Regions from separate parts of the Homo sapiens genome. Here all the other regions are linked to region 1. Evidence: chromatin loops called from intact Hi-C (ENCODE). Cell type or tissue: PC-9. All regions are shown on one strand. Region 1 holds the start of TPM1-AS (TPM1 antisense RNA). Region 2 overlaps TLN2 (talin 2). Region 3 overlaps TLN2 (talin 2). Region 4 overlaps APH1B (aph-1B gamma-secretase subunit). Region 5 has its middle 110 kb from the start of MIR190A. Region 6 holds the start of RPS27L (ribosomal protein S27 like). Region 7 overlaps LOC105370854 (a long non-coding RNA gene).

The links. Peaks named below come from ENCODE experiments on the same cell type or tissue, not always from the same donor. Only the 100,000 strongest peaks of a DNase experiment are listed, where the experiment ranks them.
Region 2: a loop joins it to region 1, with 8 times the contacts of the local background. A loop is called at or near these places in 51 of 110 quality-filtered maps.
Region 3: it touches region 1 in a loop (4-fold over the local background); 2 of 110 quality-filtered maps call a loop at or near these places.
Region 4: it touches region 1 in a loop (7-fold over the local background); 26 of 110 quality-filtered maps call a loop at or near these places.
Region 5: it touches region 1 in a loop (2.1-fold over the local background); 14 of 110 quality-filtered maps call a loop at or near these places.
Region 6: a loop joins it to region 1, with 8 times the contacts of the local background. A loop is called at or near these places in 17 of 110 quality-filtered maps.
Region 7: a loop joins it to region 1, with 6 times the contacts of the local background. A loop is called at or near these places in 64 of 110 quality-filtered maps.

The regions. Positions count from the first base shown.
Region 1 is chr15:63,045,716-63,049,715 of GRCh38, forward strand. The region is part of intron 2 of TPM1 (tropomyosin 1); the gene reads left to right. TPM1-AS (TPM1 antisense RNA) reads right to left here and starts at 3,672. Exons shown (of 2, transcript NR_147233.2): 1 at 3,126-3,672; 2 at 319-2,980. RefSeq lists an enhancer at 2,169-2,338 and a silencer at 2,479-3,138. In PC-9, CTCF peaks have their summits at 2,422 (motif pointing right) and 2,632; DNase peaks (open chromatin) are centred at 1,874 and 2,526; H3K4me3 peaks cover 3,971 bases; H3K27ac peaks cover 3,867 bases.
Region 2 is chr15:62,780,314-62,784,313 of GRCh38, forward strand. TLN2 (talin 2) reads left to right here. Exons shown (of 59, transcript NM_015059.3): 44 at 827-928; 45 at 3,458-3,577. Among named protein-coding and RNA genes, the nearest start is that of MIR190A, 42 kb to the right of the region's middle. RefSeq lists an enhancer at 1,793-2,721. In PC-9, CTCF peaks have their summits at 1,889 and 2,095; a DNase peak (open chromatin) is centred at 2,008; H3K27ac peaks cover 412 bases.
Region 3 is chr15:62,604,390-62,608,389 of GRCh38, forward strand. All of the region lies in intron 2 of TLN2 (talin 2), which reads left to right. Among named protein-coding and RNA genes, the nearest start is that of MGC15885, 39 kb to the right of the region's middle. In PC-9, no CTCF peak of the experiment used is centred here; a DNase peak (open chromatin) is centred at 2,122; H3K27ac peaks cover 1,901 bases.
Region 4 is chr15:63,287,068-63,291,067 of GRCh38, forward strand. It overlaps APH1B (aph-1B gamma-secretase subunit), which reads left to right. Exons shown (of 6, transcript NM_031301.4): 4 at 357-479. Among named protein-coding and RNA genes, the nearest start is that of APH1B, 11 kb to the left of the region's middle. In PC-9, a CTCF peak has its summit at 1,940 (motif pointing right); no DNase peak of the experiment used is centred here.
Region 5 is chr15:62,927,036-62,931,035 of GRCh38, forward strand. No RefSeq gene overlaps it. Among named protein-coding and RNA genes, the nearest start is that of MIR190A, 110 kb to the left of the region's middle. In PC-9, no CTCF peak of the experiment used is centred here; a DNase peak (open chromatin) is centred at 2,146; H3K27ac peaks cover 1,445 bases.
Region 6 is chr15:63,155,837-63,159,836 of GRCh38, forward strand. It overlaps RPS27L (ribosomal protein S27 like), which reads right to left and starts at 1,641. Exons shown (of 4, transcript NM_015920.4): 1 at 1,564-1,641; 2 at 577-685. The coding sequence starts at 1,569. RefSeq lists enhancers at 381-1,580, 865-954, 1,105-1,764, 1,160-1,733 and a silencer at 1,915-2,014. In PC-9, no CTCF peak of the experiment used is centred here; a DNase peak (open chromatin) is centred at 1,645; H3K4me3 peaks cover 2,740 bases; H3K27ac peaks cover 1,713 bases.
Region 7 is chr15:62,855,391-62,859,390 of GRCh38, forward strand. All of the region lies in intron 1 of LOC105370854 (a long non-coding RNA gene), which reads right to left. Among named protein-coding and RNA genes, the nearest start is that of MIR190A, 33 kb to the left of the region's middle. In PC-9, no CTCF peak of the experiment used is centred here; DNase peaks (open chromatin) are centred at 1,801 and 2,321; H3K4me3 peaks cover 1,616 bases; H3K27ac peaks cover 4,000 bases.

The DNA.
Region 1 (4,000 bases):
ACATGTCTTTATTGAAAAGTCTTGTTGAAGGGAGCGCTGGAATGGGGTGGGGCAGAAATGGGAAAGAAGTTATTTAAAGTCAGCTGGTGTGGGAAGCAGCAGGGGAGGGAGCTTCTTGAATCTTGTTTTGGTTATTTTTCCCACCGGGAAACTGCCCCTAAATCTGGCATATATGGCTTTTTTGATAGTGTATTGATCACATTCCCTTTTAGGACACTTTAGGTTGTCTGGAGTTTGGAGCCCGTAGGAATATTGAAGAAGTTAGTGAAGAAATGCTATACAGTCATTTGTTGATTAATGAAGGGGGATAAGGTCTGAGACATGTGTCGTTAGGTGATTTATTCATTGTGCAAACACCATAGAGTGTATGGTACTTACACAAACCTAGAGGGTATAGCCTACTAAACACCTAGGCTACAAACTTGTACAGTGTGTTACTGTACTGAATACTGTCAACAATTGTAACACAAATCACCAGGCGATAGGAATTTTTTAGTTCTATTGTAATCTTATGAGGCTACTCTCATATATGCAGCCCCTCATTGACCAAAACATCATTATGCAGTGCATGACCATATTGAGAGTATTCGTTTTTTATTTACTAAAAAATAGTCAAAACTTGAGGAGGAAGAGACAGATGTCACTAGAAAAAGGGAGAAGTCCGGTAAGGGAGAAGTCAGCTTCCTGAGGTGGAATCGTATTACCTTTGGGATTAGGACATTTCATTGTCATTATTCACCAGTGTAAAACACTTTTACATTTTTCTACTATTATTACTAAAAACATTTTTCTACTACTTTACAAATCCTATTCTGGAAGTGGGCTCTACCTAGCTTAGAAGATTGTCATTCAGGAGTAGTATCCCTGATGGTCTTGTTTCGAATTTTGTGTTGTCTTTCCACCTAAGTCAAAAGTGAGGCTGAAGGGGATCGAAGACTCCATTTTTTTCTGGCCCCCAATCTCTTCCCCAGTAACTGTGATATATCTGATATTTATAGCATATGAGTCTTTATCCCTTTGTAGGTCTTTACTTCTTAACTTAGGGATTCTCAACCTTCTCTAAACATAATCACTTAGGGAGCTTTTAAAACCCAAAGTTAGGATGCACCCAAAGCCAGTTAAATCAGAATCCCTGGGGATGCAACCCAGGCGGCAGCATTTAAAAAATACCCAAGTGATTCCAACCTACAGACAAGGATGAGAAAACTCTCCTAAACTCTTGTATAATGACATCGGCATGAAAATGAACTCACCTGAAACTGACCTTCCCAGGACATTAAGTCACTAGTTGGCTGCTTATGGCACTTGCCAGTGTCCAGCAGTTTCCTGGCTGCTCCTGGAGGTTGCCAGACACCCGGTTCCCCCATTCTCAATGTTGGAGGCCCACAGTCTCTGCACTTAGGGGACCAGCTGTAACCTCCCCACCTGACCAGATGAACCGCGGGGAAACAAAGCGAGAAGCTCCCACCTACAGGATGCAAGGACCCAAGCTGGGATTTGTGAGAGTCTCAGCAGAGGCTGTGAGGAACTCCACAGAAAATGAGGCAGGAAAGCAAAAGTTCCTTGTTAGGGCTTGGAGGAGGAGAGGGTTGTCAAGCATGTTTTCTTTATTATTCCCACACATAAGGGAGCTGGCTTTAAGAGCTTTCTGTGACAAACCTGAGGAGAAAAAGCCCTGAGACTTAGAAGGCATTTAAGAATACAGCTCAAGGGGGAAATCGGTGGAGACTGTATCTGCGGTGGTTTTCTCCACCTGTAGCCAGAGGCTCTCTCATAGGGTTCTGTGGCTTTCCTTGGGGTGCCTTTTAAAGGCATCCCAGTCCAGCCCAGGACTGACTGGATTCCAGGAGATCTCAGAGGCTGGTCTGACACCAAAGAAGGCTGTAAAGAGAAGAGACCATTTGGATGACTGTTTTCATGGAAAGTGAGCCCCAGGGAGGCTGGCCTGAGATTACACAGCTGATTATGGGCCTCAGCCTGACTCTTAAAACAATGCTTGTGTATTTCTTAATCGTAGCTATCATTTGAGTTTTTAACTATGTACAAGGTATTGTGCTAAGCGCTTTACAGTCCTTCATAATTCTCATAGCAGCCCCATGGGGAAAGTACTATTATTATTCCCACTTTTACAGATGACGCCCAGAGAAGACAGGTAATGTGTCCGAAGTCACGCAGCAGGAAACTAGGAGCCAGAGTCAACCTAGGAAAACTGCATTTAGAACAGGAGGTCTAACCACTGTGCTCTACACGCGGGTGGTTTTCACTTCGTGAAGTTTTGGGGAATGGGGGTAGTGCTTGGGTTATAATCTTGCGGTTGGGATCAGGCCCTTTAGGGCATATTCCGGCTCCAGACCCGCCGCTCAGCTTCTCTGGCTCCCGGGCATGGGAATCTGGACTCGGGAGCGGAGCGCTCCCGCGGCCAGCAGGAGTCGCTATTGCCCTTAGCAGCCAGCTCCGTTACCCCGGGTCACCACCGCGCCGCGGAGGGGCCCTAGAAGTGGAAGCCAGAGCCCTAGTGCAGTGGCCTCCCGGAGCGCCCAGCTCACCAGGTACCCCCGCAGCGCGCCGGGAGCGCCTTTCTCCCCGCCGCCGCGAGCATGCGCAGTGCCCCCAGCCAGTCCCGGGATCCACGGCGCGCGCCCCTCCCAGCCGCGCGCGCCCGCCTGCGGTTTGTCTGCGCAGCCCTGGAGGCTGCGACTTCCGGACTGCTCCTGGCCGCAGGGGGCGCCGCCATCGCACAGAGAGGCCTGGGCGGGGCGGACCGGCGCTGGGCAGCCAGGACAGCCGCGGCAGCCGGGTCCGCAGGGCAGCAGCCGGCCTCTCCCACTGCAGCCCTCCCGCCCGCCTACCGTCCGGCGCGATGGCGGGGAGTAGCTCGCTGGAGGCGGTGCGCAGGAAGATCCGGAGCCTGCAGGAGCAGGCGGACGCCGCTGAGGAGCGCGCGGGCACCCTGCAGCGCGAGCTGGACCACGAGAGGAAGCTGAGGGAGACCGTAAGGGATACACCCATCACCCCGCAGCCCCCAGAGGCGCATCCTCCCGGGGCAGCCCCGCAGGGCCCTCCTGCTTCCCCCCCCGCAGGCCCCGGTCCCTCGTCCCCACGCCTCCAGGGCGCACCTGGCGCACCTGGGCCAGCTGGCGGCGGGCTCTGGGGAGGGGCCCGGCCTGTTCTCCTGAGCCTTTGTTTTCCATCTCGCTGATCCAAAGTAAACGCTCCCAGGGGAAACGGGTGGTGTTGAGAAGGTTCTGGAAGGAGCATTTTCCCAGGAAGGGTCTGTTTCTGGGGTGGTGGCTTTCAGTCGTGTCTGTGCGTCCCCGGGAGGTGCACTTTGCGCTGCTGGCTTGCTTTACTCTGAGAGTGGAGAGGGAGGAGGTCCTTCCTCTTGGAGATCCGTACTTTGAGAAGGGGCGCCGACAGGTCAAGTGGGAGAGGCACTGTGGACTTGGGGCCCGGGGATGCTACACTCCGCCGTTCCCGTCGACCCTGTGGTTTCCCGGCGGCCTGTGTCTCCGAGGCGGTAGACAGACATTGACAGCTTGACAGCGCCGCGTTCTGCTGGAAGAGCTAAACTATAGTGCAAAACCCTTAACCCGTCCCTTTTTTCAGCAGTCCTCCTCCCCTTTTCTCTCATACAGATAGATAATGCTTTGTTACCAAGTCTTGGAAAAAGTTGGCGAAATGTCAACAGTTATTGGGTGTATTCTCTTGCGGGCTTCCCCTCCCCCTTGTTAAATGTAATACCTGGCTTCCTTCCTTTCTTCTAAGGCAAATGTATCCAGCAAACACGAACAGGATTTCAGAGGTAGTCTAGTATTGGATATTTGTCGATTTTGTGTGTGTGTGTTTTTAATGAAGATACTGAAACAAACACCTTGGGAGTTTTATGACAATTGATAGTATGATGTCCTGCTGTGCTTAATATACGGGGTTGTTCTGAGTTGAGTAAATCGTTCTAGTTAAGTGTTTGTAAATGGCTGTATGGCTGGCCACAGAAACTTCA
Region 2 (4,000 bases), 270 kb before region 1:
AGCATCTTCATTATGGTCATTCTCTCCTCTTCCTGTATATAGTTCTTGACCAGGTGTAGTGTTGATTTTTACTGTAACCATGTGATGCCTGGAAGTTACCACTGAAGGACTAGAGATCAGAGTTTAAGTAAGCAGCCCGAGGTTCATTCACAAGCCTTGGAAACACATTTTGAATACAAATCTCCTACACCAATATGTCCCCAAGCCTTCAAGGGACATAGTCCCATTGTCTCAGTTCTTCCACCCCACAGTGATCTTGCCCTTCTCTCAGTTCCTATTGCATTTATAGTCAGGTGAGCAACAATTTATTCCTAGTGCTTCTAATTCCTTCTATTCCCCGATTGTGCTCATAAAGAACGGTTCCGTGGATAGCCATGGACTCGACCATTCCTCAGGAAGTGCTTCCTGATGGAGAGTCTGCCTCCTTTCCCACCTCATCTTCTGGCACTTTGCGCTTCCCTAGAAGTGTCAGGCTGGCTCCCGCCTCCATGTACGTGAATTCTGTTCCCTTTTCTTGGGATGCCTTTCCCACCTTTTACATGTGGCAGACTCTTCGCCTGGTAAGACTTGGCGGAAACATCACTCCTCTGGAAGGCCTCCCACTCCTCTCAGGCAAGGCTGGGAGCCTCTCCTTGCCATGTACCCTGAATGCCTTATGTGCCCTTCTGTTGAAGTCCTTATTGCACAAGTTGGGTAATTGAGTTGACACTGGGCGAAAGAATCTCTGAGGCCCTCTCTGTTTTTCAAAGTTCCTAATTCTCGTAAATACAGTCTACACTTCAGCAGGCTTCTTATGACCTTTGGATTCTTTTCCTCTCCTCTGTAGCTGGATGAAGGCACTCCTCCAGAACCAAAGGGAACATTTGTCGACTATCAGACGACTGTGGTTAAATACTCCAAAGCCATTGCGGTGACAGCTCAGGAAATGGTAAGAGGGAAGAGAGCTGCCCTCCCCACTGTTGTTTGCCTTTTTATCCACTGCCGCCGCTGAGCCTGCAAATCCCAGATCTGTGTCAGAGAGAGAGCCCAGACCACTCTCTAGTCCCTCAGGGGCTCCAGCTTCTGTCCTTTATCTGTGGTCTTTCTGGCTGCCTGTGTCCAGTAGCCCCAGTCTGCTGCAGTTCTTTTCTCATGAAAAAGCTGCAAGAGGGAATTAAAGATGGCTGAGACTTGGGCATGAGGACAGAGGAGCAAAGGAAGGAGAGAAAATGAAAAGACGGGGAAAGCAAGGAATTTGTAGTTAAGGAGAAAGGGGGAGAATCTTATTCACCTCACGAAGGACTTGAGGTGTTTTTAGTAGATTAAAATAACAGTACAAGAGAAGATATTTGGGGATAAAATAGAGATGAGATTATCTGATGAAATCAAGTTATAATACTTGGAAAATAAGGTATTGCCAGTCTTTCAGGCAAAATGAAACAGTATGGTTATGTAATAAGAAAAAAAAAATTCCGACAGTAGAAGGCATACAACTTTTGGAGGTAATGTTTTGGTTTGGTTTGGTTTTTGTTGTTTTGTTTGTTTGTTTGTTTTTCTAAAATGTAATGCAACTAGAACTGTATTATATAGATTCTTAGATATAAATGGCATTGAGAGATAGTGAATGCTATCTGATATGTTAAGCAGTTATACGAAAGATGACAAATGTTGTCTTCAAAGAATTGATAGGAGTCCATAGAAAAAGTTTCTCCCAACTTTTAAAGGCTCAGATGCCATAAGATAAAAGTTTGAAAGATGCCTCTTTGATACTTGCCACATAAGCCTGGGTTGAGAAATCAATGGGCCTTCCTCGCTGAAGTGACCAGAATGAGCCACCACATGGTTGCTGTGCCCAGGTCCCCTCTGAGTGGTTTTGTCATGTAATCATGTGTCCACTAGGGGTTGAGCTTGGACCACAAAGTCATCCCTGGCTGCTGCCATTCATTCATGGAAACTCTGTGATTGTGCCAGGCTTGTTTAAAAGAATTCGGGCTGGGGAATGGTACACCCATCTCAGTGTTTTGTGAAAAGCTGGAGCTGAGCCCAGTCTTGTCCTTCTCAGGGGAGCATGGAGGACGGATCCTAGTCCGAGCCAGCAGACTTTCAGCACAGATTCCTGTTGAGCAGGAAGCACAGTGCAGCAGCAGTCATGTTTGAGCAGCCTCATGGTGTTTCTGGAATGTCTCCAGAGCCAGGTCCTGAGCTGCCTTGGCTTGACCCTGGGTGTCCATGAGCTTAAGGAGCTGAGCCTCAGGCTGCATGGCCACTCCTGAGATAACTGGCCTGGCTCTTTGTGTGAAAGAGGCCCTTCTCACCCCGTCAGGATGCCCAGACTCCCAGTGCACCTGTTGGCAGGTCGCAGTGGAGCAGCACGTGGCAACACTCACTCTCGTGCAGCTCAGTGTGCGTTCCTTGGCGGCCACATCTCAGCCTGAAGCCTGGGACGTGTCCTTGTACACATGCCTTAGAAAGGGTGGACATTCCTGTCCTGCCTTGATGGATGGAGAGTCATTCAAAAGACATTTTAAAAGGCTGTTTAAAATCAAGGTCTTAAAAGGCCACAAAGAAAGAGACAGTATTGTTATCCAGAGCAAGAGGAGGTGGAGCAGGAGGGGAGCCCCTTGATGAGGGACAGTGACACCCGTCTGGGTGGCAGATTAAAACTGCTTTTGTGAGAATTTAGAGGTATTTTTGTCCAGAGGAAGAGGAAACACTAGAAACTAGCATGCCAGCTGCCTTAGATAATTGAGATGCATCAGTCAATGAAACAGAGAAAAATCCTGAGTATCTTCATAATAAAGGCAGAACTTGACCATGTGGGCTACACACTACTCTTAACTAAATTTGTGGCTAAAACCTTGTCATTCTTTGGCACAAATTTACTGCAAAGCTGTATCCTCTATGAGTGTTTTCCTCTAAAACACTGACTTATCCAGCACTTGTCATTCATGGTTTTCTTAACAGCCCTGTCCTCATGCCCTCTCTCACCTGGGTGGGACCTGCTTCAGGGCACCCAGAGACCAGATCAGCCCCCGACAGAAGCCTTGGCCCAGGGGTGAAAATCGCATAGGGCTTGTGCCTCCTGGGGGTTTCTAGGGGGAATTCCTCTGGTGACCCCCCAGGGCTGCGCTGGCGAGGGGCTGGCACACTCACCTGCCAGAGGGTGGGCCCTGGGCACTGGCTCCAAGCTGCACAGCCCGAACGCTGAGCATGTGCCCACTGGGCCCGGCCAGAATCTGTGGCCTGAGCGGGGCCCTGCGAGGGCTCTGGCCTTTTGTGTGCAATGCAGCATGGGCTTGGCTTGAATTGCCCTCTCCAGCATCTAGCCCCAAATGCAAGGCCTGGCCTTCACCCCCTCAGGAGCTTAAAAGTGAATGAAACCCTTTGGCTTCCAGTGATATTAACACATGGTTCTCATGCGTTTCTCTCTGTGTGTGTGTGTGTGTGTGTGTGTGTCTTGCTTGTTTTCTTTTTCCAGATGACTAAGTCGGTTACTAACCCGGAGGAGTTGGGAGGACTGGCTTCACAAATGACCAGTGACTATGGGCACCTGGCTTTCCAGGGCCAGATGGCAGCAGCCACGGCGGAACCAGAGGAGGTCTGCCACCTTAAGACCCCTATTTTAAGATGCACACACACACTGGTGCCCACTCCTGGGTATTTCTTCATAGCTTAGCTCCACTCTGGAAGACCCCAGCCCAGTAACCAGAGCCCAGTTTATTTCCCCACCACTGCACAGCACAGGTCCAGACCAGGTAGCCCCAGGCTGTACTCAAGTCTCACTGCCCCTTATGGGGCAGACTGGCCAAGAACTGGGGCATGGGCTTTCAGACAGAAGGACTTTGTATACAGTGTTCTATCAGGTCCCCTGTCCCTAGCCCTGTCACCTGTCTCTTTTAGCATGCCCAAGCTTGGGACTGCCATCTTATCACTTCCTACTCCAGTTAGCACATCCCCCGCAATTATTTTTGTTTTCCATAGGTTCACAGAAGTGTTGAAAGATTCAAGTATGAAAATTAGC
Region 3 (4,000 bases), 440 kb before region 1:
GCTGGGGGTAGTGGGTAGTGACATGCACCTCCCGTCCCAGCCACTTGGGAGACTGAGGTAGAAGATTTGATGGTGCAGTGAGCCATGATTGAGTCACTGCACTCCAGCCTGGGTGACAAAGTGAGACCTTGTCTTAAAAAAAAAAAAAAAAAAAAAAGAAAAGGGTGGGGGGCGATTGTCAACAGTATATTAAAGAGAGCTTCATAAGAGAGAGGGAGCCCAGGTTCAGGAGGGTGTTGGTGGTTGCAGTGTGTAGTTGGAAGGAGGCCGTGGGAGTGGAAAGTGGATTTCTTCTCTTCGTCTTCTTTTTTTTTTTTTTTTAATTATTTGAGATTATGGAACTATTAGGAAGCATGGAGCTCATATTATGCGATAAGGGATTTATATTAATCTCTCAAAGCTGTGTTCTCTGATTTTCCATAGATTATACACAGACGCAAGCCTACCATCCTGTAGCGTGTGGACCTAGGGCAAAATTTTCTCATTATTTGCCGCTGCCGCCGCCTCCTCCTCCTCCTCCTCCTTTCCCCCATTAAGAAACCCAAGACTGAGCCCCATCATAGGTGAACTTTTTGTATCAGCTGTCTTGTATGTCTTGTTTCTTACTACATTTGCAGGCTAACTGTTGAAAAAACAGTATTTTGTTTGTGGGAAGAAAATCAAAGGTGATGTAAATGAAAAGTGCATTTTCATATAATGGAAATTATTAGAGGAACTTTTAAAATGTCACTGCAGATTAATGCAGACAAGGAGCTGAATATATTAGAAAGTAGGTCAAATTTTCTCATGTTTATGAATGAGGTGAATTACAGTGTAGGTTTAAGTTTATAAAATTGGGCAATACTATAGTTTATATGAAATATCCTAGCCTAAATGCTATTATACTAAAATATAATTAAAATAAATTGAGTTTGTTTCCTTATCCTTTGTGTCTGAGTATTTTATACGTAACATTTTACAAATTTAATAAACTAGTAAAAGCGATGAGCTTCTTGTTGTTATTCACATTTCCTGTATTGGACACAGAATCTACTCTAGGGAATTAAAGCTGGAGTCGATTTAATCCATGGGCAAGCGAATCAGGAATCCTTGGCAGTTTGGGAGGAACAGGCTCTGGGCTGAGCTTCCAGTCTACTCCCTATCCCCAGCACCATCTTTTCCTACCAGAACCAGGGAAGTTAGGCTGTGGCTGCTGCTATGAGAGGCTGTTGAATTGAGAATCCGGTACTTGACCTGCCAGCTCAGAACACACGCCTCCTCCATGGGGAGATCTTGCTTCTTGTGGATAACCGTGTGCTCTGCTTTTCTTCCTTGTGACTCGGTTGAACACCAGAGTCACCTATAAGCCCATGTCATTGGTGTATCTAAGTCACGTTGGACACCGTAGCAGCAAAGAGATCTGGGCAATCAATATATGATGTTTAGACCTGCAGCCTCCCCAAGCTGCAAGCGAACTACCCTTCCCATCTTCACGAAATGTCTCTTCAGATGTGCCTGGTACCACAATCAGGGGCAGAAGGGCAGTCTGTCAGAATTTCCCTTCTTTAGATACATTTCATGTGATACATTTTGATAGACTTGTCTAGAGGTAGTAGTGTTACACCAGTGTCACTAGTTAAGTAGTGTTAGTCGATAGTGCTAGTGATGACTGATAGAACTTAATAAGAAGACAGTGTTTACCATTTCAAAAAGATTTTTTTTTTGTTTTTTGAGACGGAGTCTCACTCTGTCGCCCAGGCTGGAGTGCAGTGGTGTAATCTCAGCTCACTGCAACCTCCGCCTCCCAGGTTCAAGCAATTTTCCTGCCTCAGCCTCCCATGCAGCTGGGACTATAGGCACCCACCACCATGCTTGGCTAATTTTTTTTTTTTTTTGTATTTTTAGTAGAGACAGGGTTTCCCCTGTTGGTCAGGCTGGTCTCGAATTCCTGACCTCAGGCGATCCACCCACCTCAGCCTCCCAAAGCGCTGGGATTACAGGCGTGAACCACCACGCCTGGCCCCAAAAGATATTTTTTTTAGGTTGAAATTATTGTAAATAATACCAGGAAAGGAATGCCTGTGGTTTAACAGTAAAAAAGTTTAGCGATGATAGAATCCAGCTAGGCCTAATAGTATTTGATTTCCCCCATGGAGGATGATGAGTCAGAACATGGTCCTGGTCATCCATTACTGAAGCTTTTATTGTGCTAACCCAAGTATAAGGTCAGCGATACAGCATTCCTTCACCCCAGTATTGCTGGCTGACTTCCTAACCACCAGACACTGCCTTTTTTCATCTGGATAAGTACAGTCATTCACAAGTAACTGGGAACAATACTTCAAATAGAAGGCCATTGATTTTGAAATTGGGCAGACTTGGGTTGAAGCCCTGACTCCTACCACTTTAATAGCTGTGTAGATTGTAGTGTCAGTCTTTCTATAGCTGTGTCATCTGCCGTGTAGTGTGGAGTGAAGTGAATAGCACCCTCCTCGCAGTGTTTGTTGTAAGGTGATGCTCAGCGCAGGCTTGGCACAGAGCAAGTGCTCCACGGTGGGCCACTGTTGTTGTGTGGTCCCTATCACCACCTCCGCCGCTGCCACCATCATCATCCTCCTCCTCACCATCACCACCACCGCTGCCTGTAGTCTTCCGCCCCTTCCTCATCTCCGGATGAGTTTTCCATATGGTTGGGCCACTCATGCCTCTTCACAGCAGTAATTTTCTCGCCCGTGATCCTGGGTCCCTTGGATGTTACTTCCTTTTTGAGCTTGTGGGGCTTGCTCCTGCCCTTCAAGCACCCTTGGCTTCCTATTAGACTTTCTCTTTCCTCTGGGGAAAAGATCTCTCTTCATGCTTAATAGGCATCAGAGCAGCCTTGGGTCACAGAAGTCATGGTAGCTTTCTATTTGTCATCCTGACAACAAGGCCTCTCTGAGGCTTGAAAGGATGATGCTAGCCCACCCGCACCACCTCCCTTCTTAATTAGATTACTGATTCCATTTCCCTGATGGTTTTAAGCTAAAAGAGCTTTATTCTGTTGCCTTTGGATTGTTCTTTCTTGACTCCATCTCTCCTTTGATTTGCAGCAATACCTGAAGTAAAGTGGATGACAGTAGTTGGGAGCATATTGGCTGCTATTCTTTAGCAAAGCCTCCAGAATGGGTGTATCATAATGGAGTTTAGAGAAAATATAAGGAATAATAAACGAAACGTCCAAAAGGATCCCTCCTTTCAAACTGTCATGTACCAAGTGAGTTTCTGTAGAAGGGGCCCTTTTGGTTTTTAGCTGTGATTTTGTCTTCATTCCTTAGGGTTTATTTGACCCCTGTGTGGAAAAGGCCCGATTTCCCCACTTCCCCGCTCTTTTTTGTGTGTGTGTGCACAAGTCCATGTATGTGTATGTATGCACATACACCTCTCTTTCTGAGTTCACCATCCACATGCCATGGGGAGTGCACCCACACATTAGTGGAACTGAGTCATGCTGTGGCATGCAGCAGCCAGCTGTGGTGTAACTGCTGCCTGCTTGACTGTGAACAAGTGTTTCCCTTCTTTGCTAATGTCTAACCTCAAGGACCTTGAATTTGAGCTGCCAATTATTTTATGCAGACTCTCTCTGACATTTTTGTTAGGCTTTTGCGAAGGACATGTGTTGTATCTTTAATACTTTGGCGTATCTGAAGATTTGAGTTTGTGAAATATTAAGTTGGTCTACTACCCCCATCCCCCCACCCCACCCCTGCATCTAATTGACTCTAATTGACATTCATTTATTCAACAAACATTTATTGAGCATCTACAAAGTGCCAGGCAGTCTGCTGGATGTTGGCAGCATTGTTGGAAAAGGAAAATATGTTTATATCGTTGGTGCAGAGGGTTTAAGACAGAGAGTTAGGGTTGATAAATGGATTTTGGAATATCTAATAAGGGGTGGGGGTGGTGTTAGACTTCTCCCTAAGAATAGTGGGCATCCATTATAGGATTTAAGTGTGGTGAGCTGTAGTCAGATTTGAATTTT
Region 4 (4,000 bases), 240 kb after region 1:
AATTTCAGTTCTAAGCCATCAAACTTAACTCTGTAGACTCTGTTATCATAAAGTAAGCCGGAGTTTTGGTGTTGTATCCTCTGTCTCACCTATTTCTTCTGTGCCTTTCTAGACCCTTTTCTCCCCTTTTTCATTACTCTGCTGCATTCTGCCATTCATTTCCTTTCCTCTTCCCGCTTCCCTCTCTGATTCATCATTTAGCCAAGCACATGCCTCTCCAGAGCCAGCTGTCCACTGCTTCAGGAAGAACATAAGCACCCTTTCCCCTCCAACACACTTTGTATTAACTAGTCCTTGGAAATTTGACTTGAAATCTTGGCAGGAAAAGAGTTAACAGTGTTTTTCTTCCTGTTTAGTTTCTGGCTTGGGCTTTGGAATCATGAGTGGAGTATTTTCCTTTGTGAATACCCTATCTGACTCCTTGGGGCCAGGCACAGTGGGCATTCATGGAGATTCTCCTCAATTCTTCCTTTATTCAGGTATGTGTCTCATAGCTGTCAACATTCAGGCTTCTAGTCTAAATGATCATTCTTATTGGGGTTCACTGGCTTAGGAATTTCAGTGGATTGGAATTTATGTTATGTCTTTTAAAGGCGAAATACTCTGAGGCACTGTGAAGTAAAAGACTTAGGAAAATAAAAATTCTGGTTAGAGTGTTTTAGAATTTTGGAGTGGAATTTAGCTTGCGTAAAATTTTATTTTGCTGTACTGACAATGTTGCTATATAGTTGAAATGTTAGAAGTGAATTTTTAAAGGCCATGTGCTCTTTTTGGTTTTTATGATTTTATGTTATCTTCAGTAGAAGCCCTAATCTATAATTGTCATTGTGGTGCCTTTTGTGGGAATAGGCAGTAAAATTTAATCTGAAATTGAGAGGAAAAATGGGATAATAGATGAGTTGATCATTTCATCCAAATGATGCAGCTAAAAGGACCAACTCATTTCAAATTGCTTTTTCGTCCACGAGCTAAAAATTGTCATCATGATGCAGTGATCACAAATTTGAGAGTTGGTAGCGTACATAATTAACATAGATTTCTTCTAAGTTCCACAAGAAGACTCTTTTAAAAATAGGGGGAGAACACCCACTGTATTTTTAGTCGTTTCCACAACAGTTATGCCATTGAAATAACTGAGTTCACATCATGATTTGTATCTTCTTTTAATAACATCTATGCTAAAGCTCCTCAGGGAGCTTATCCTCTAATAAGGGAATAAGAGAAAAAAAAGTGAATAAGCATTTCAGTAACACTTTAAGGTAATAATGGAAAAGATATAAAGAGGTATGACCAATTTTTAAAAATTTCTGCAGTAGTTTAGAGGCATGTTGAATGTCATAGTGATCCCCAAGCCCAGTGGACACTCATTCACCATTCGCAGTAGACCCTTTGTTTCCATTTCAGTTCAGGCCTTGACATCTCCTCTCTGGCTTACCATCATCTGCCCTCAACTGGTTAGTCTTTCCTTGACACACTATTCATGTGAATCCTGTATGCAACTACCTAACTAATCTTCCCTGCTGCAAAAATGGTTTGGCTTTTCAGGGCCTAGAGGAGAGAGTCAAGGCCCTTTAAATCTGGCTGCAAGTTAGAGGACAAGAAAGTGTGTTAATGGGTCATACTTATTTAATGGTGCTTCCAACATAGCAAATTATCTTTCTTTTGAACATTTCATCATTGGCATATTTCTGGCAAATGTGTTAATGATTGATTATACTGAGTGTTAGGTCTTTAAAACAAATGTAATATTAGTAAAGTCTGTTAGAACCCGATGAAAATTAATAAAACATAATCGTAAGGGGTGTTAGTGCTACAGTTTGTTTTCTGTTTTCATATACAGTTAACACGGCTCTCTCTCCCTGCTACAGTTTTCTTTTGATATACAGGTTTTGCCAGCTTTTTTCACTAGATGGTGCTAATTCCCTTTAGTGACCTAGGCTGTTTTCATACGATGTTTAAAATGATTCTTTTGGTAGTAAAAGAAAAATTTGATACCAATTTGGGGATTGTATTTGTAATTTCTAGGAATTAAAGGAAAAATTCAATATTCAGTAAGCTATCTTAATGTCTTTAGCTAAGTTAGCATGGCAGACTGGCTATGTTATAAATTTGTATCTATAGAATGAAAGAACAGTGTTGTTTTATCATTTGCAAGTTTCTTACTGTTATAACATCATTCTTTGAAGCATAAACTTTGAATTATAAATTTAAGAAATTAATTTGTATTACATTTAAAAATAAGATCCCCAAATTTATATTTATTGTATTTATGTTATTTATAACTACTTGTAATTACCATTTATTTAGACACAACTCATTTTTGCCAGGTAAATCCATAACTTTATATGTTTAGTATACTCCATTACAAATGCCTAAATAATAATCAGAATAAATAAGGAATGTAGGGTCACTAATTACAGATTAAGCATTTTTAATCCAAAAATCCAAAATCCAAAAATGCTCCAACATCCAAAACTTCCTTCACCGACATGACGCCACAAGTAGGAAATTTCACACCTGACCTTGTGTGATGGGTCACAGTCAGAACAAGAAAAAACTGTTTCATGCACAAAATTATTAAAAATATTGTGTAAAATTACCTTCAGTCTGTGTGTATCAGATATATATGAAATGCAAATGAATTTCATGTTTTGGCCAGGTGTGGTGGCTCATGCCTGTAATCCCAACACTTTGGGAAGCCAAGGCAGGAGAATCACTTGAGCTCAGGAGTTTGAGACCAGCCTGGGCAATATAGTGAGACCTTGTCTCTACTAAAAATTAAAAAATTCAGCTGGGTATGGTGGTGCCCACCCATGGTCCCAGCTACTCAGGAGGCCGAGGTGGGAGAATCATTGAGCCCGGGAGGTTGAGACTGCAGTGAGCTGTGATCGTCCCACTGCAATCCAGCCTGAGTAACAGAGGGATACTCTGTTTCAAGAGAAAAAAAAAAAAGAATTTCATGTTTAAACTTGAGTCTTATCCCCTAAATATCTCATTTTATATATATAGATGCACAAATATTTCAAAATTTGAAACACTTCTGGTCCCAAACATTTCAGATAAGGGATATTCAGCCTGTAGTATATATCTGTCTATATTAGTATGTGTTAATAAGATCCATACTATATGATACCTGTGTGTACATAGGCTCTTATGTTACAAACAGGCATAGTTTATAAATAATGTTTATGTATAGGTTACTTCTTTTTTATTTGTGGTTATGTTGTAGGCTAGCATTAAATTTTACTAGAATCATTACCATTTCTTGGTAATTTTGTATAGAGACAAAAGTATGGGAATTGGAATCCTAGGTTCGAATCTTATCCTGGCTCATTAATTTAGTATTTTGGGCAAGTCCATTTGATTATTGAATCACTCATTCCATACATAATTATTAAATGTTTTTAGTCTAAAGGAGTTATACCAAGCTATGAAAATAGAGCCCAGTTACCATTCATAACTTCCATTCATAGTGGGGAATAAAGACAAACAGCTAATTACAATAAAGCATGATCAATGCTACAGTGAAATGAGGAAGAGCCATGGGGCACAAAGGACAGGCTGTAACCCATGCTCCCAGGCCACAGTACCTTGGCTTTGCAGCATTTATCACAGGCGTCATTAAGTAATGGTATAGTTATTTGTTGAATGTCTTTTTCTCCAGTTGGGTGCTAAGCCATGCAAGTGCAAGGACGACATCTGTATTGTTCACTGCTCTGTCCTCGGCATCTTGTGGAGTCCTTTATTTCTAGATGGCACTCAATAAATAACTTACAGAAAAATGAAAGCCAGGCACAGCTTATGGAGGAAGTGCCATAACGAGTAGAGATTTACTTAAAGGGTGAATAATAGCTAGGCAGGCAAAGAAAGGAGTTGTCAGAGAAAGATGTTCGAGGCAGAGGGAAGAGGCCTCTTTCCTCCAGGCCTGGAGGTAAGAGCAGTATTGTTCACAGGGCAAAGGAAGTCTTGTCCTTCCATCTAATCTTCAATTTCCTGATCT
Region 5 (4,000 bases), 120 kb before region 1:
GTTCTTTGTCCATCTTCTTTTTGTTTTTTCCTGAGACATCCAAGATGGACTACAGTAGCACAATCATAGGTTACTGCAGCCTCGACCTCCTGAGCTCAAGTGATCCTCCCTCCTCAGCCTCCCAAGTAGCTGGGACTAGAGGTGCACACCACCATACGTGGCTAATTAAAAAAAATTTTTTTTTTTTTTTTTAGAGATAGAGTCTCACTATGTTTCCCAGCCTGGTCTTGAACTCTTGGCCTCAAGTGATCCTCCTGCTTTGGCCTCCCAAATTGCTGGGATTATAGGTGTGAGCCACCACACCCAGCTGCCTATCCTCTGTATCATAGAGTTTAAATGTCTTGCAGTCTGTCTGCTTTCTCCTGTAATGGTTAACTAATGTTTCTTCTGTGATTCCTCAAAGCTCCTACTGATAGTTGAACTATTTCTGTATTTCTTAAAACTTTCAAATCCATGATTAAACAAATAAGAGCTCAGAATGCATAAAATTCTTTGATTAAGTAAATATACAGTTGGAAATGCCTGTGTTTCACACAAAATATTACACAAAGTTTAAAAAAAAAACACTACACAAAGTGGGAATTCTAAGTTTAAATTCAAGAAGGTTAACTACATAAATGATCAGAAATGCATCTGATACTTATACACAGCTCCAGACTTGCCTGTCACCTCTCAGTGTCAACTTTTATAAAGTAATACACACGCTCCTCACACAACCAGTGAATGTTCTGTGTTTTTTAGGAGGAGTGATCAAATTTTAAAATGTGCCCAGATGAACTCTGAGAAAAAAAAAGGACACCGTGCTTTATAGAGGCACATCACCGCACGGGCCCACTGAACTATACTGTTGAGTGGCTCGCTCTGGATTCTACCACTCAACCACAGAGCTTGGGCCTAGGGGGTGCTCCACAAATGCTTGGGCCATGGAGAGGGGCACGCTGAGGTTTTTACTGCCAAGCATACTGTCTCTAGCAGCAGGACCAAGCACAGCTCTCTGGAAAGAACAATTTCTCTTCCTGTTGTCACTTCAAATGTCTGGAGTCTTTCCCTAAACATCTGTGTCTCCCTTTATGGTATGCTCATTCAAAAATGTATGTTGTCAACATTTACATTCTCCAACCTGTTCCAGTACTTGCCATGAGAAATTTGGCAATGTGACCAGGTGCTTCCTTTCCTCGGTCCTAATACTACTGCCTTCCATCCTTAAGGGGAATCCTCTGGAACCCCTATCTGGAGACTGCTGATCAATTCTACCGTATCTGCTCCTTCTTGAGCAACATCCACACAGTCTAATCTGAAAAGCTGGCATGACAGTCCCCTGCTGGACAATATCCCTGGTGCCTGCTGCAGCGTCCGCCCACATAAGCACTCAACACATGCTTGTTGAAGGAATGGATGAACACCAACTGCACACCCCCGAGACTCAATACGTCTCATGTATGCGTCCCAACTTTCTGGCACCTTTCTTCATGGCTTAATCATGACTGGGTTAATTTGCCCCAGGCTTAGTCAGAGGCCAGACTCCAAGCCTGTGGAGGCAGGAAGGCAGAAATCCAGACTTTTGTCTGGACCATCGGACCACAACTTGCCTGTGCAATGATGGACTGCCTAACCCCTGACCTTTTTCCTCCTTATCTCTCTGTCCCCGGGGCCCATGTAGAAAAGACAAGATGCTACTATCTACAGGCAGCTGGGTCAGCAGCCTGATGTTGGGGCATATGCAGACTGATGTCATCATTTAAAGTTTCTACAGGAACCTCTCTAGACAGGAGCTGGCTCCAGGCAGGCACATTTCCGTGAAAGCTCTTGCCAAAAACCATCGCTGAAGAATGTTATGTCGAAGGCTGTAAGTGGTAGAGTAGCTCAATCAGGAGGCTGTCGTCTAGCTGAGCTGTAATCTCCTACCACAAAGTTGTCTAATACAATTTGTTGAGGCAAAGCCTAGCAGATTTAACAGGATGTGTCCATCCTCAGTCTCTGCTCAGTTCTTGGCTTATTTCTGGTCACAGTCCCCACATACAGGGGAGGGGAACTGGTTGAGTCCCACTCCATCATTCCTGGGCTGTAAAATCAGATGCCTTTCATAAGCCCAGTCTTAACTGTAAATAGTATCAGTTTACTATTCCCTCATTGAGCACCCACTGAATGCTCAGCAAGGCTGTGAGCATGCAATGAGTCACAGCTCCTGCTCTCCTGTTTCTTGCATTGTAATGGGATTAACTGATAGTTCAATGAGCAATTATCATCTGATGATAAATGCTGTGATGAGAGAAAGGTGGGGTAGTTTTTTCCTCTTACATTGGGACATATACATATAGAAAAGTCTATACACCATGCATACAAACAAACATAATTATTAAATGGACACCGATAAAACCATGACCGAGATCTACATTGAGAATATTTGCCAGTTCCCCAGAAGTCCCTTGTCTACTTCTCCCTCATCAAAAGCAAATCTCACTCCACCACCTCAATGGTAACCACTTTCCTGCCTTTGTTTTACCTCCTATATATGATCCCTAAAGAATATACCTTAATTTCACCTGCTCTAGTAATGGAGTCATCCACTAGTATTTCTTAGCACCTAACATCTTTCAAACTTATGTTTGTGAGATTCACTCATTTTGTTTTGTAGAGCTATGGCTTGTTCATTTTAATTGTTGTATAATACCCCATTATATAAGTATACTAAAATATATCTAATCAACTCTTGAGGGACATTTGTGTTGTGTCCGGTTTTTGCCTATCTTGAATAATGCTGCGGGGAACATTCTTATTCATGTATCCTGGTGCACATGTGCATGAGTTTCTGTAGACCCAGGACTACAATTGCTGGGTCATGCAGTTTTGTATGATTGGCATTGGTAGCTATTGCCCAACACTTTTCCATGGTGGATATATAAATTTTATATTTCCATCCTCAACATATGTGAGTTCCTATTTCTCTACATCTTTGTCTACATTTGATACTGTCTGATTTTTGAACTTTTGCTCATCTGTTGAATGCAAAATGATATTTTGTTGAGTTTTATTTAACACATCCCTGATCACTCATTAGGTTGAGTGGTTTGGTTGTGTATGGTTTTTTTTTTCTTATGCTTCTGGGCTGTTTGGATTTCTTCTGTGAAAATGTCTATTTAATCCATTTTTTCTATTGGGTTTTTTCTCAGTGCTTCATAGTTATTTTTGTATTCTGGACATTGTTTGGTGATTACATATGGCACCTGTCTTCTCTTGTATTTTCATACTATTTATGGTGTCATTTGAAGAAGTTTCTAACTATAGTATATATTTATTAATCTTTTTCTTTAGGATTCCTGCATCTTGTGTCTAGACCAAGAAAGTTTTCTCTACCTTGAAGTCATAAAATATTTTATATTGCCTTCTAAGTACTTTTACGTTTTTCCTTTCACTTTTTAAACTTTTTCTTTTGAAATAATTATAGACTCACAAAAAATTGCAAATTCTTCCCCCAGTTTTCCCCAATAGTGATATCTTAAATGATTGTAGTACAATATAAAAACCTGCAAATTGACATTGGTAAATATTGCTAACAAAACTTACTCAGTTTTTTTTTGTTTTTTGTTTTTTTTTTTGAGACAGAGTCTCACCCTGTTGCCCAGGCTGGAGTACAGTGGCACGCTCTGGGCTCACAGCCAGCTCTGCCCCAGGTTCACGCCATTCTCCTGCCTCAGCCTCCCGAGTAGCTGGGACTACAGGCGCCCGCCACCACGCCCGGCTTTTTTTTTTTTTTTGTATTTTTAGTAGAGACGTGGTTTCACCGTGTTAGCCAGGATGGTCTCGATCTCCTGACTTCGTGATCTGCCTGCCTCAGCCTCCCAACTTATTCAGTTTTTACCAGTTTCTACATGCACGTGTGTGTGTGTGTGTGTGTGTGTGTGTGTGTGTGTGTGTTTTATGCAAGTTGGTGTCATGTTTAAATTTGGCTCGCATTTTTTAGTGTTCAATCAGTGGAATAGCTTTTGTGCATGATGTGAGG
Region 6 (4,000 bases), 110 kb after region 1:
AACAGCAAGCCACATGTGTAACATAAACTTTTCTAGCAGCGACACAAAATTTTTTAAAAACAGGTAAAATCAATAATATATTTCATTAAACTTAATATTTCCAAAATATCATTTCAACATGTAATCAATGTATTTTTTTTCTGTGCTACATCGTCAAAATCCAGTGAGTATTTTACAATTAAAGAACATCTCTATTTTGAGTATCCACATTTTGATTATCCACAAGTGCTCAGTAGCCACATTCAGCTAATGGCCATTGTATTGGGCAGCACAGCTTTAGACTGAAGAATCAACAGACTTTTCTTTGTATCATGAAACAGAAAACTCATCGTCTGAAGAGCTTAAAGACTTGCTAAGTCAAATGGCATATCTCCTTTGAATGCCTGTTTTCACTTACCCCGAAATGTTTCTACAATGGTTTCAGTACATTTATTATGAAAATGTCCCTGACATTTCCAATTCTGTAATCCCACTTCTACTCAACAGAGGGTTCTAATGTATCTTAACTATACACACCACACTAGCAATCCCTACAGAAATTTTCTTTAGTAAAGGAATTAAGATTTCAAATTTTACCTGGACATTTTACATCCATAAAGTAAGAATTTGGACTTTGTACTAGGCGTTTCTTTTTATGTTTTTTCTTTTCCTCTTCCAAGGACGGATGTAGTAAATCTCTAGCCAACTGAACAAAGAAGCATATTATTACTATTAGTTTTAAACCACAACGCTGGCACATTTAACCATACGTGAAATATACATGCAAAAACAGGAATAACGGTCATCCTCGGCAGAAGCAACACGTCAGATAGTAAAGTTATTTTTCGAAACCTGTTAATAACTTTCATCAGTACTTTTCATAATACTTGTGTTCTCCAAGTCCCTAGAAAAGGGCTTTCGCACGATCAGGAAACATATGGTAAGGCAAACTTTGTCCTTCTTTACTCAACTGCGTAATGAACTGTCTTCGATGAAAACTGCGCGAAGTCGAGGTGCTAAGCAAAGAAAGTGACCCCGACTGTGGACTCGCTTAGAGTAGAAACTGCTGAAGTAGACCAGACAACGTCAGCGCCTGGGTGATTTTTGCTCCTGTGGCTCAACAGCTGATCTGACAGGAATTCTTGCTGAGCGACCGTCCTTGACGGAATTAATATATAAGGCAACAACGAGGACAGTTTTTAAAAAAGGAAAACAAGTAGGAAATCGCTTCCGAAAGAAGGCAGAGGGGGCGAGAAACACCAATCACTGGGAAAGCCAAAAGACCCAAAGATCACAACCTCAGGGGCATCCTCAAAGACCAAGACCGCTCATAAGCTACACAGAGAACTGTTCCCCTCCCAGCCACCGCCTCTGAATTGCAGCCCACGCCCCTGCAGGGCCAGCCGCGCCGCGGTGACCGGGCAAGTCACTACATGCCCGCCACGCGCGAAGACGCTGCGCAACCTGAGCCGCCTCGCCACTCTCGGACACTACAGGCCCGAGAGGCAGCCGGACTCATCCGTCCCATATGACTCTCGGTAAAGAAGCCCAAAACAAACCCGGAGCCCGATGTAAACAACTCACAGGCATGTTGATCCTCTTGCAAGCTCAGCCCTACCAGACCTCCCAGCCCACACAGCTAGCAAGCTGCAAGCGATCTGCGCTCGGCATCAACTTCCGGGATAGAAGCTGCTGGGAGGAGCGGCGGGGCGGGCTTGTCTGCTCTAGGCCCTCCTCTCGGTGGTAGGGGGACGCCGCAGCAGGGTACTCGGGTCCAGGGCGCAGGGAAGACCCGGGGATGGTGAGCGTTCCAGGGTGCCAAGTCCCGTGGGTCTAACGGGCTTGTTGGCGAGCGCCGCGGGCTCTGCAGTGCCTGAGGCCAGAATCTGGCTGGGGAGCGGCCTCGGGCTTAGGCCATGGCGAGGGAGCGCCCGCGGCCACCGGGGCCGGCGCCACCCCGGAACCCGGCGGGCCGCTCAGCCCCCGGCCCCCTGGCCCGGCCGCTCTCGGTTAGCTCTGGGGGTGGGCACACGGGGCAATGCCACTATTCTCTTCTTTTGTGTATTAAAAAATACAGTATTATTAACCATTAATACGTGCCAGAGAGATTATGAAAGAGGCTCGTATCCTTTTGGCTTCCCTTTTCAAGGCGCAGATTTCGAAGTTTTCTGCGGGGTATGGCTGTGCCTTAGGTTTGCTTTGTTCTGAAAAAAAGTTTTTAAAACAGCACGGATTCGCTGCTGTGCCTCATTCACTAAGAGGCCCCACCCCTTCCGAGGATTACTCGTCCTTTGCAGAGTGGACAACTAGGGGGCCTGAGAAAGGCGAATGTCACCGATGACCGAACATGAGTCTTTATCATTATTATTATTTGAGACAAGGTCTCGCTTTTTTGCCCAGGCTGGAATGCAATGGTGCCATCACAGCTCACTGCAGCCTCGACCTCCTGGGCTCAAGCGATTCTCCCGCCTCAGCCTCCCGAGTAGCTGGGACCACAGGAACACGCCATTATTCTTTTTTTTTTTTTTTTTTTCCTTGGAGACAGGGTCCTGCTATATTGCCCAGGCTTGTCTCCAATTCCTAGGCTCAAGAAGTCCTTCCACCTCAGCCTCCCAAGTAGTTGGGACTACCGGCGCGTGACAGCATGCTCTATTTTTGAGGAGGAAACTCTATGCTTGAAAAATGGGTGTCATGGGCGACCAAAAGGCAAGAAACCAGAAAGACACTTTACCAGAAAATTGGTCTAACTGGATTTTTTTTTTTTTTTTTTTTTTTTTTGGCAGAGTCTTGCTCTGTCACCCAGGCTGGAGTACAGTGGCGCGATCTTGGCTCACTGCAACCTCCGCCTCCTGGGTTCACGCGATTCTCCTGCCTCAATCCTCCCAAGTACCTGAGATTACAGGTGTCCATCACCATGTCCGGCTACTTTTTGTGTTTTTAGTAGAGACGGGGGATGGTGGGGGGGGGGTTCACTATGTTGGCCAAGCTGGTCTCGAACTCCTGACCTCAAGTGATCTGCCCGCCTTGGCCTCCCAAAGTGTTGGGATTACAGGCGTGAGCCACCGCGTCCCGCCCTGACTTGATGTTCTTAATCACCTTATTTGTCTTTGCAAAAAGGATACATGTATAATATACATTTTGGGAAATGCAGAAAAATAGAAGAAAATTTACCATCTGTAAATAAACATTTTTAACTTTTGACCTATATCCTTCCCAATATTTTTTACTCTCTTGGATATAGGTTTATTTTGGGTTTTGACTTAACCTAATTGGGATCATCTTGTGCATAATCTTTTGTAGACTTGAATTTTCCTCCCACTTACTATAAAATGAGCATCACTCCATGTCACTACATATTCTTTTTTTTTTTTAAATAAGGTCTCACTGTGTTGCCCAGGCTGGAGTGCAGTGGCACAATCTTGGCTCACTGCAGCCTCGACCTCCTGGGCTCAAGCAATTGTCCCCCCTCAGCCTCCTGAGTAGTTGGGACTGCAGGTACAAGCCACCACGCCTGGCTAATTTTTGTAATGTTTGTAGAGATGGGGTTTCGCCATGTTGCCCAGGCTGGAATATTCTACATTATGCTTCTTAATGGGCATATAGCATTTGTCCTGTGACTATATATATTTTCACTTCAGCCATACACTAAATTGGGCATTAGGTTTGGGTTTTTAAATATTTGATACTTAAAAATTAATAAAAATTGGTGAATATTAAATATTTAATGTATATAAGTATATAGAATAATACAATTGTATACACAGAATAGTGGCCCCCAAAGACATCAGTGGCCTAATCCTCAGAACCTTTAGTTACATGGCAAGTGGAATAAAGGTTGCTGATTAGCTGATTTAATCTAGAAGGAGTATCCTGGATTATCTGTGTAGGCCCAGTGGAATCACAAGGGTTCTTGAAAGTGGAAGAGGAAGACAGAAGAGCGAGAAGGAGATGTGGTAATGGAAGGTCTGAGAGGTGCTATGTTGATGGCTTGTAGATGGAAGAGGGCCATGAGCCAAGGAAT
Region 7 (4,000 bases), 190 kb before region 1:
GCCCAGCACTTCAAGAGGCCAAGGCAGGTGGCTCACGAGGTCAGGAGATCGAGGCCATCCTGGCTAACACGGTGAAACCCCGTCTCTACTAAAAATACAAAAATTAGGCAAGCATGGTGGCATGTGTCTATAGTCCCAGCTACTCGGGAGGCTAAGGCAGGAGAACTGCTTGAACCCGGGAGGTGGAGGTTGCAGTGAGCTGAGATCGCACCACTGCACTCCAGCCTGGGTGACAGTGCGAGACGCTGTCTCAAAAAAAAAAAAAAAAGCAAATTTCTCTTACTACTGGGGGCAATTCTGAGCTGGAGATGCCCAGGTGGTCACTAAATCTATGCTTTACCCAATAAATATATTCCTGAAGAGACTGAATAAAATAAAATCAATACATGATTTTAAGGGAATCTCTGGGTATGTTTTGGGTTTTTTGTTTGGGCTTTTTTTTTTTTTAATAGAAGAATCCTTCTGCAAAGAGAATAATTTGCATTTGGTTTGCAGATTTGGATTTTCTGAATTATAGTATATTGGGTTTTCTTAATTACGTCTGTGATTTAAACTACTGTGTCTCTAGTGACAGTGTCCTAAATTCCCACAGATGGCATTTACACTGTGTGAACACGGACTCTGTGGTACCTAGAAAGAAAGTAACAAGCAGCATCTCTTCAGCACCTCCGTACCGGTCACTGCTCGAGCGATCACATACACTATTTCATTGACTCTTCACAAAAATTCTGCCACACGGGTTGTGTTGTCCCATGAGGTGCAAGCTGTTACATAAAGAAACTGAGGTGCAAGCTGTTAAATACGGGAAGGGAGAGAAATGACAATTCCACCTTAGCTTTTTCTGACTCTAAGGCAAGTGCTTCTCCCAACTCAGGAAGCATGAGGTTTTCCTCATCATTGAAAAACTAAGATGGAGAAACTTCATCCTTCACCCCTCTATTCCCCAGACCAAACACCTTCAGGAAATCCAAATTGTAGGTTGACATGAAAACATTTGATATTAACCCAGCTACCCTTTTCCACAGAGGGAGAAGAAGCTGGGTTGGACAGGCAGAGACGACAGTGAGGCTAGCCTCTCCCCAATCAACTGGAAGCCTGGACCGGCCTCTGCCAGGCAGTGCAGGACCCGAGCCCAGGGTGGGCTGCAGCAGAGTGGTCTAGGTGTCCACATCCCCTACTGAGCCCTGGCACTGCCCTCTGCTCACTGAGGCTCAGCTTCCTCGTCTGTGGTGGGAACCTGCTGCCACCGCCTGCACAGCAAGGTGGCCAGGAGGGGCAGGGTCCACCCTACCCACAGTGGTGTTGGCAGGTGAGGGACCCCTCATCATTTTGACTTTCCTAATCCACGGACGCCCTCTCAGGTATGAGCACCATCCCTTCACACACACCTTGTAAACCCGGAAGGACTTTTTTAAAATGAAAATTTCATTTCCAGCCTCTTACCTGGACACACCATTCCTGGGTTCCCTGATGTGGTAAGGGCCATGGGGAGGCCAGGACTATGCAGGGGCGGGGTGGGTGTGAGACAGCACAGGAATGCACATGGGGGCTCCCTGCTTCCCCAGAGGCCTTGCTGGTTATGAGGCTGCTCCCCGCATTCCCTCACACCCTCCCAGACCCTCTCTCAAGGCACGGAGGAGGAGAGCAGCCACTCCTGCCACCACCAGCTGCTCTTGGATACCTGAGGAATGGAAGGAGCCGGAAACCACCTGGCCTGGACTTGGCTCCCGCCTCTGCTCCTGGCAGGCTTTGGGACACAGCAGATAACTAAGCTCTCCAAAATAGGGCACTGCCACCTCTCACCTCAAATGGCTGCAGGGAGATTAGAAGAAGATAATTAGGAGAAGGGTCTACAGATCAGTGATTTGCCAACATTGAAATGCCAGTCAGAATCACCCACAGGGTGTAACACACAGGTGCTGAGTCCCCTCATCTCTGATTCAGTGAGTTTGGGGCACGGCCCAAAGAGTTTGCTTTTCCATCACATTCCCTGCTGATGCCCGTGCTGCTGGCTCACGGGCCACACGTGGAGGGTCACTGCCACAGATGACAGTTCATGTCCTGTTCCCACTCTCACTGCCACTTCCCACAGGGCTGGAAGCGGGGCCAGCTCCCCGCCAGCTCCTGGCCAGCCTTAAGGATAGGAGGTTGTCCCTAATCACAGTCTTCCCACGGCAGGTACAGGGCTGTGATGAGCACCCATGCCCTCCTCCCCTAACCACATCCTCACCCTGGCAGAGGTGCAAAATGGGTGTTAACCCTGGCAAAATGTAACCTGCTGAATGAATGCCCCAAGGAGTTTCAGAAAAATATGAATCTGGCACCTCAACCACAGAGACTATGACTCAGCAGGTGCCAGAGTGGGCCCAGTCACCACTCTTGTTCCTAAGCACCCAGGTAGTTCCGAGGCAGGCCAGCACTGGAGAAACCCTGCTCTCTTTTTCCAGGTCTGGCCCTTGAGGCGATGGAAGAACAAAGGCCCGTAGCCTCTCAGATTGGCCTCAGCTGATGCACAAACCAGCTTCTAAGCCTCCTTAGATTCTTATGGAGTAAAGTAGGGATTTAAATTAGTAAATAACAGCTAAGTTAGATTGATGCTTAGCTTTTAAATCTTGAAAAAGAAACCCTCATTAGAATTCTTTTGGTCAATATTTCACTTCCAGGTTTTATTTCCAGATCCTATACTTTTTATATAATCACAGCAAATAGACAATTTAATATTCAGCCTTTGCAGTGACCATATTGCAGGCATTTCCCAGTCATTTTGTGTAATTGTTTGATGTCTCAATCCCCCTTTTTCTCTGCTCCTAGAGCAGTGCTTTTCAGAGGTTTAGGTGAATAAAGACTTCATGCCAATTTCAAATGGTTCCCAAAACTCATATTTTATCTTATTGGGCAATTTTCTACGTTCCAAGGACTGTCTTAGGCACAAGTCAACGTTCACAAGTCAATTCCTCCAGTAGATACATATGACAGTTATCTTAGAGGTGGAGGTACATGGAAACTTTCTAGATATTAAATCAGATGAGCTCATGAAACATCAACACAGTTCCTGGCTCATAGTCAGTGCTCCAGGACCCTGTGGGTCAGGCATGGGCCAGGTGCAGAAAATCCAACGATGAACAAACAGGGAGTTTGCCCTCAGGAAGCACACAGTCTGCAGGAAGATGAGTCAGGTGCAAAGAAAACAAAGAGCAAGTCATGAGCCTTACAGAGAGTAAATGCCATGGGTGAGGCTGAAGGCATACATCTAGATCTTTGAACTGTCTTTCCTCAAAGTTTAGAGAAAATCAGAAAATTTCTCTGCAGGCCAAATACCTCTGAGTGGGGCTGACAGGACGACTCAAGCTCCTCACAGCTCAGGGGCCCTTGCCGAAACTAGCTGCACAGAGCAGCCATGCAGACTGGAATGAATTAAACCCAGACTGTCCTGCCTGGTATGGTTCAGAGGCTTTTTGTATGCCCAATGTAGCCAGCTTGCCATACTGAGCAGAGATTTGCCCAAGAATGAATTGTAGGTACAAAGTTCTTTCTAGAAAACATATTATTGAAAAACTTTTTTTCTGAATTATATTCTGCTCAGCATAACAGATATTATTAAATATTAGTTGAAATGAGTGACTGTTCTGTGTCAAAGTATAATGGTCACAGGAGCACCAGCAGGGAAATGACACTGCACTGAGAAATAACAGTTCTCACCCTTTAACATGTAACTACTAACCTTTTTGGTAATAAAATCATCATAACAATAATATTTAATACAATTTCAGATTTCTTCTGGAATCTCAAAATTCAGTTGTGACTTTTGGCTTCAGCCTCAACTTTAGCCAAATATACATGTTTAACAATTTGGCCTTTTGCCAACATCTGATGAACATCGATGCAAAAATCCTCAATAAAATACTGGCAAACCGAATTCAGCAGCACATCGAAAAGCTTATCCACCACGATCAAGTTGGCTTCATCCCTGGGACACAAGCCTGGTTCAACATACGCAAAT